Linked DNA regions of Homo sapiens: region 2 is linked to region 1. A link is a contact called in ENCODE Hi-C or POLR2A ChIA-PET data. All regions are on one chromosome and are shown on one strand. The core of a region is the stretch at or near the end of the contact, and the rest is flanking DNA. Distances in the headings are between cores, read along the strand shown. Region 1 overlaps GIGYF2 (GRB10 interacting GYF protein 2). Region 2 overlaps GIGYF2 (GRB10 interacting GYF protein 2).

The links. A loop is a pair of places that touch in the nucleus more often than their neighbours do. ChIA-PET counts read pairs that join two places held with the same protein, here RNA polymerase II (POLR2A). Pooled maps may share reads with other maps.
Region 2: POLR2A ChIA-PET joins it to region 1 with 16 read pairs in activated T-cell. The contact joins two enhancer-like sites. A Hi-C loop is called at or near these places in 2 of 168 maps with a recorded cell type or tissue (Calu3 and PC-9), 1 of 37 single-sample maps with no recorded cell type and 3 of 50 pooled maps. POLR2A ChIA-PET finds 5 or more read pairs at or near these places in 7 of 52 experiments (A549, BJ, MCF 10A and 4 more).

The regions. Positions count from the first base shown.
Region 1 is chr2:232,770,918-232,774,839 of GRCh38, reverse strand. All of the region lies in intron 8 of GIGYF2 (GRB10 interacting GYF protein 2), which reads right to left. It overlaps KCNJ13 (potassium inwardly rectifying channel subfamily J member 13), which reads left to right. Exons shown (of 3, transcript NM_002242.4): 2 at 3,462-3,922. The coding sequence starts at 3,478. Among named protein-coding and RNA genes, the nearest start is that of KCNJ13, 3.7 kb to the left of the region's middle. Within about 2 kb of position 2,204, at least 3 of the 41 ENCODE cell types and tissues checked have a DNase peak (open chromatin) inside an H3K27ac peak, as active enhancers do.
Region 2 is chr2:232,807,550-232,811,374 of GRCh38, reverse strand. GIGYF2 (GRB10 interacting GYF protein 2) reads right to left here. Exons shown (of 29, transcript NM_001103146.3): 16 at 1,564-1,655; 17 at 24-131. Among named protein-coding and RNA genes, the nearest start is that of KCNJ13, 33 kb to the right of the region's middle. Within about 2 kb of position 1,427, at least 3 of the 41 ENCODE cell types and tissues checked have a DNase peak (open chromatin) inside an H3K27ac peak, as active enhancers do.

The DNA.
Region 1 (3,922 bases), core at 955-3,454:
AACTTTCATAAAATAGGTTGAAAATACAAAAGAATCATGGAGTTTTTTCTTTCTCAAGCTTTTGTGAAACACTAAGCACTTAGCAGCATTCAGTAGGACAGTGGCTCCAAATGTGGAACAAGCACTAGTGTCCAGGAGCATGAGGGGCATTTTCACATAGGCAGGAAGCAACAACAGTGGAGAATGACAAAGTTGTTCACCCACCATTTTGAAGGCAACCAACTATCCTTTCATTGTTATATCCTTCTTCCATGTGTCAAAATCTTTTATTATGTCATCATAATTTTATTTATAATGACAGTATTATACTTGTAAAATTGTCTTCTCATCTGGCAAAACAGAAACTTGGCAATGTTATGTCATAACTCTCCTCTCTACATTGCTTTAATTTTACTGATGTGCAAAACACAACTGGACTATCTAATAATTCAGACTGTGATAATCTTCAAGTCTTGAAAGAAGTCTTTCCTAACTGAATATCTGTTTCTAACCTACAAATAATAGGTCTGAACCCAATAAACATTACTGAAGAACAAACACTCTGGAGCGGCTCTTGAACAAAACTAATCAAATGAAACTGTATTATTCACAAAGGCTAAGCAGGGTCAAACATCTGTTTTGGAGGCAATATGGCACTAACTCTGGACTCAGAATGTATAATATTCATATCCACCACTTACTACCTCATTATACCTCATTTTCTTTCTTTTTTTTTTTTCTTTTAGAGACAGGGTCTCGCTATGTTGGCCAGATCGGTCTTGAATTCCCGACCTCAAGCAATCCTCCCGACTCAACGTCCCAAAGTGCTAGTGTTACAGGCATGAGTCACCATGCCTGGTTCCTCACTTTCGTTATCTGTAAAATGGGACTAATAGTGATACTTATTACTGTGAAACTTAAGACACCTTTTTTTTTTTTTTTTTTTTTTTAAATAGAGACAAAGTCTCACTACGTTGCCTAGGCTGGTCTCTAACTCCTGGACTCAAGCAATCCTCCTGTCTCGGCCTCCCGAAGTGCTGGGAGCCAGACACGTTTTTAATAACAATAAAGCAACTAATACTTTACTGAGAGCTTACTCTGTGCCACTGGCTTCACATCAGTTTGTACATATGAAGTATTTGGTATGATTCCTGGCACATGCTAAACAATATATATATTAGCTAATATTATTAATCATTACTATCTAAAGAATCATGAACAAAGTTAACAATGGTTTAATACAGATACTTGAGACAGTTTCAGGGGCAAGAAAGGCATCTACTAAAGGTGCTAGAAATTTGGCTATCAAAGACCTTCTTGAGAATGCAATATCAATCATTTTTGGAAAGACTGTTATTTCACCAAACGCTTCCTGTATTAAAAAAAAAAATTAACTGGCTTTGAAGTTAGCTAGACTTGAATAACCATCCAAATAATCCAAAGCTCCTATTTGCCTTGTGTAAATTTCTTTTATCTGTCTGAGCACCAGTGACTTCATCTGAAAATGGGAACAATGGCTATCTTGTTGAGATACTGAAGAATTAAGAGATAATACAGTATGAAAGCAGTTATCACAGTGCCTATGAAGATTTTGTTGTTTCCAAAGCGTAGAGATCAGGTCTCCTAAAACATTTAAAAATAATCTAACAAAATAAGGGTCATTAAGTAGCTATGCCAAGAAAAAAGAATACACTAAATGATTATGACAACTTGTTAGGGTAATAAGTTATAAAACATTAAAATAATGCACTAAGATTTTTTAAAGTCTATATCATATGAAACTGAAATCGCCATCTAACCTAAATAAACTGAACAATCATCCCAGTGTTCCATTAGCTCAAATCTGAAGAAAATACAAAAAAAAGTCTCTAATCACCAATAAATGTTAAGTTACCTCAGAGCAAAAGAAAGTTGTATATACCCAGGTGGCCAATATCCAATTCCAACAACACAGAAAGGCAGTCTCCAAAGCCTCAAAGTCCCGAGATATAGGAACTAGGAAACCCAAGCAACAACCTAGCTCCACAAGTCTGTAGTGCCCTTCTCAAGCCCCATTAAAAGGCAGGAAGTGGGTATGCAGCACTCTCAAGGGTATCTACCTCTAAAGGAAGAAGCAAAGAGGACAGTCAAATATAAACTCATAGTCCTGAATTGTAGCAAACAAGAGAGGCTCACTCAAGGGAAGCAAAGCTGCATTTCCTGTTCTGTTCCTAGTAACTGCTACACTAAAGTCTTAAGACACCTTTGTCATACGCAAGGATGATTACAAGGAAGGCACACATTAGATTTCTACTCACCACCTTGAGAAAAGGATAACCACTGATGAAAACTGTTTGCAGCAGAAAACTAATTATACTAATGTTATCTTTTTAAAATTCTTATTTAACCCCTTAATGATTATTTTAGTTCATTGAACTATTCAACCTTTTTCTTCTAGTTTACTTACTTTTAAAGCTAATGCTATCCAGAAATGTCTTCCTGGAATTTCTTATTTTGCCAAGAAACAATTCTCTTTCTACCCCCCAATCTAATCAGAGCCTAGAATATGCAAAGAGATAGCAATCCATCATCCAGGACAGAAAGAATCCACGAACATGGTTGCAAAGTGACAAAAACAAATAAAGCCTAATCATAAAACTCTAAATAAGACCAGGTATGGTGGCTCACCCCTGTAATCCCAGCGCTTTGGAAGGCTGAAGTGGGAAGATGGCTTGAGAACAGGAGTCTGAGACCAGCCTAGGCAATATATTGAGCCCAGTACCAACAAAAATTAAAATTCTAAAAATTTGCTGAGGTTGCAGTGAGCTATGATTGTGCCACTGCACTCCAGCCTAGGAGACAGAGCAAGACCCTGTCTCTAAAAATACAAATCAATAAATCAAACTCTGAATAGGCTAATTATAAAGCATACATTAGAACTACAAACCTCTAAAAGCTTACCACAAATGTAAGCCTTGTCCTATACTAAATCTGGCTTCAAAGGATTTGCAGACAGTTTAATAATAAGCTTCCAAATGACTTCTAATTATTTACACAGAAGAACACTTACATATTTAAACATACCCCTTTTAATTATGAATAATGCATAATTATAAATTAACTATGAAATGCTAGTCTTTATACACAATATTTGGTCAAATCAATAAATGCTTGACACCCGGACTTGTGCAAGGAAGACACAGGGGTATATAATCTCTACCTACAGGAATTCTAAAATATACTTAGAAAATGTTTAAGTGTTAAACAATGTTTTAACTGTCATTCAAAGAAACAATAGAAGAGATATTTTAAGGTAACACACAATTAGCTCCCAAATGAATGACTTAGTAAATGCCATCTAACGTGAAGAGAAAAGCGAGAGAGTTGGCAAAGTTGTGGTTAGAGAAGCATTCCCAAGAAAGCAGAAAGTCCATGAGCTCTCCAAATTCACAAACATTAACTATAAAACAGTTAAGAGCTTACTAATTTACTCTTGATTTTAGAGAAATACAGCCTGAGATGGACAGCAGTAATTGCAAAGTTATTGCTCCTCTCCTAAGTCAAAGATACCGGAGGATGGTCACCAAGGATGGCCACAGCACACTTCAAATGGATGGCGCTCAAAGAGGTCTTGCATATCTTCGAGATGCTTGGGGAATCCTAATGGACATGCGCTGGCGTTGGATGATGTTGGTCTTTTCTGCTTCTTTTGTTGTCCACTGGCTTGTCTTTGCAGTGCTCTGGTATGTTCTGGCTGAGATGAATGGTGATCTGGAACTAGATCATGATGCCCCACCTGAAAACCACACTATCTGTGTCAAGTATATCACCAGTTTCACAGCTGCATTCTCCTTCTCCCTGGAGACACAACTCACAATTGGTTATGGTACCATGTTCCCCAGTGGTGACTGTCCAAGTGCAATCGCCTTACTTGCCATACAAATGCTCCTAGGCCTCATGCTAG
Region 2 (3,825 bases), core at 178-2,677, 37 kb before region 1:
CACATAATGGAATGACCACCAACCTCATCTTCAAGGTCTGAAACTGTTGAAGAAGAAGTGCCAACTGCTGCTGCTGCTGGGAAGACAGTGCTGCTTTCTGCTGTTGGGCCAAAACCTGTGCATATTGTTGTCTTCAAAAAGTAAAAAAAAAAGTATAACCTGTCAATCCACACTTAGTTCACATGGCTGAGATGCTGAAAGACAAAGTTCAATTCAAAGCCCCCCAGGAGACATTATTAGAAATAGCTATCAAATATATTTTATAATTCTTCATTATGATAATAGACACATAGAAAATTCTATGCTTCATTCTAGAAAGAACTGAACTCATAGATGGCGTGTTTCCGAGTGAAAGAGGATAGCAAAAAAATTCACAATTCAGTGCAAAGTGGTCTATTCAGAGAAAATATTTTTAAAATCACGAATGTCAAAAATTGGTAAACTCCAAAGATAACCTTTTATCAGAAATCAAATGAAAAATGAAACAGATTCAAATTAGTAGCTTTAACCATATGACGTACCCTTTGTAAAAAATGTAACACTTCTATAAAAATTCATACATTGATCGTCTTCAACTTGGAAAAATTTAGGTAATTTTTCTTCACTAGATCAGGGTTAAACTTTTGTAATGGGCCAGAGAGTAAATAGTTTCATCTATGCAGCTCATATACTCTCTGTTGCAACTACTCAATTCTGCCATCATAAGGCAAAAGCAGCAATATACATCCTACAAACCAACAGGTGTGTCTGTTTCAGTAACACTTTGCTTATAAATATAAAAATAGAGAGCAGGCCAGATTTAGCCCAAAGGTCAGACTTTGCCAACCTCTGCACCACAAGAACAGCAAATCTTATTTCTTCTACAAAAAGGACATAACAAAACCTGACTGACTTTGCCATCATTCCACACCACTCCTAAAATAATTAACTTTAACTTCTTTCCCACCCTCTCGCTTATATACATATATATTTTTTTTCCTCTGTGGCATTCAAAGCTGAGCCACTCAGGAGGCACTTAGAAACTAAAGAGCTTACAAAATTAAAGTTATGTGTCATCTTCTAAACTTCTGGTATTTAAAAGTAAGATAAGCCAGGAGTGGTGGTTCATGCCTGTAATCCCAGCACTTTGGGAGGCGAGGCAGGCAGATCACTTGAGGCTGGGAGTTCGAGGCCAGCCTCGCCAACACAGTAAAACCCCATCTCTACTAAAAATACAAAAATAGGCTGGGCGTGGTGGCACACGCCTGTAGTCCCAGCTACTCAGGAGGCTGAAGCACGAGAATCAATGGAACCAGGAAGGCAGAGGTTGCAGTGAGCCGAGATCATGCCACTGCACTCCAGCCTGGATGACAGAGTGAGGCTCTGTCTCAAAAATAAATAAATAAATAAATAAATGACAACACTAAAATTAGAAGGTATGGTGGCAAGACGCCACTAGCTGGGTGACTGAAGTGCCATATAAGCCGTTAGTCCTCTCTACTGTAAAAGGTGAGACTTGAGAGCAGATTCTATTTAAAGTCCTTTTTCATGCTGCAGTACATCCTACTGCATTACTCTTCTTACTGTATTAAAAACTGCTGGTACTGCAGGTGCTGCATCTGGTATAAGGCTGTGAGTTCTTGCTGCCTGGTCAGTCGTTCCTGGTCCAGCTCTCCCTAGGAATGAAGTGGTGAGGAAATAAATACCATTAAATAAACTGCAAAGAACCTAAAAGCCACTTAGTACAGGTATCTGAAATCAAAATGAATCTAAGACCTTTACCTCCCAGCTCTACCCTTTTACCCAAACACTTGAATAAAAACTCAGACATCTTTAAAAACTAAACAACACCATCTAGTGGAAACAGTGGTGTCAATATTACAAAAGATTCCCTAAGGTGAGAAAGGGTCCTTATTTCAGCTGCCATTCTCCATTCCTGCCCTTAAAGCTGAATGTTCAACTGTACTTCAGAGTTATTACTGTAACTGAAAGACTGTATAATTAGATAATGTAGAAATTAGAGAAACTGGATATAACACAGAAAAATGTAAAAGTATCTAAAGGTCAAAGGAAATGTTACAGAATTTTATAATGGTATATAAGGAATGCAGGGAGCCAGTATGTATCTTAAAGATGTTAAGAATATAAAAAGAGGCCGGGCGTGGTGGCTCACACCTGTAATCCCAGCACTTTGGGAGTCCAAGGCAGGCGGATCATGAGGTCAGGGGATTGAGATCAGCCTGGCCAACATGATGAAACCCCGTCTCCACTAAAAATACAAAAATCAGCTGGGTGTGGTGGCACATGCCTGTAGATCCACCTATTCAGGAGGCTGAGACAGGAGAATCACTTGAACCTGGGAGGCAGAGGTTGCAGTGAGCCTAGACTGCGCCACTGCACTCCAGCCTGGGTGACAGAGCAAGACTCCGTCTCAAAAAAATATATATATATGTATGTATATATGTATATGTATGTATATAAACTTTGATAACTATAACTCTCTCCCCCAAAATAAACTGTTTCTGTTGCTATTAATACATCATGAATTAGAAAAAATAAGTTGTAGTAAAATAAAACCAATTTTTTAGCTTATATGTGAAATAATATGACTGGAATTTAAATTATAAAAAGTTAAAATTAGGAGAAAGAAACATGAAGTATAAGATAACAGAAGTAAAAGTGTAAGTATGACAGACTAAATAGGTAAATCATGAGTTTATATCTTTATTATATATTGATTATAGTTTGAAATAAGATACTTGATACACAATTTCTTAGGGTAGGGATTACCTGAAATTCAGAGACGTTTTTCTTGCTTTTCGATACTGGAGGATAGCTACTACCTTAGGTTCATCTAAAATGTCTACATGAAAAACTAAGTTTCAAGGTATACATTCATCATGAAGTGGGGCTCTCTTCTTATCAACAATATTCAGGTCAAAGACAATGACAGACAGGAAGCAGGGCTTTGCACAGTTTCCCTCCTATGCAGGTATGACTGAGGCTCAGCTCCTCTAACCGGAAACTGGGAAGTGGACTACTCCAAGTATGCCAAGATCCAAGAGATGAGCTTTTAGCTTCTGAGATGTGTAAGATCAAAACTCATCTTAATTTCAGAGAAGGGAAATAAGGCTTAAACTTGATATATAAGTTAAATTTACATGCTGCAATACACAGTATAATTTTTCTTGTGACTTAAAACAACTAGGATGGTGTGAGAAATAATTCCTCTCACCTAGGAATCTTCCATTCTAGACCACTGCTCTCCACAAACTATAGGTCTCAACACATTAGTGGATTGTGAAATCAAATACTGGGTTAAGATCAACATTTAAAAGAAACAAAATGGAAAAAAAGCCACTTTCCTCACCTACACACTCCCTTGACTACAGAGGCTAGGTCTTGCTCATCTTCATCTCCTAAGAACCTACTACGAGGCCTGGCACAGGCCCTCAATATACAATTGATGAATAAGTCAATGGTGACTTTACTGTAGAAATGCAGTGTCCACACTAAAGGTTTATTGGCTGGGTGCAGTGGCTCATGCCTAAAATCCAGCACTTTGAAAGGCCAAGGTGGGAGGACCACCTGAGCCCAGGAGTTTGAGACTGACCTGGGCAACATGGCGAGACTCCATCTCTTTAAAAAGAAAAAAAAAGGTTTATGGTAACTTTTAACTACAGCCCGTCACCAGACAGTCCAACCTGGAGAAGAAAAAATGAGGTACAGGTGAAAGACCTCCAAAAGGAACACTACTGAGAGGGTCCAAGAGCAGCCCAAGAGGAAGAAGGGTTTCCCTGCCAACAGTACCCCAGTGTCAGAGCCCTAGAAAGATCACTACTAGCA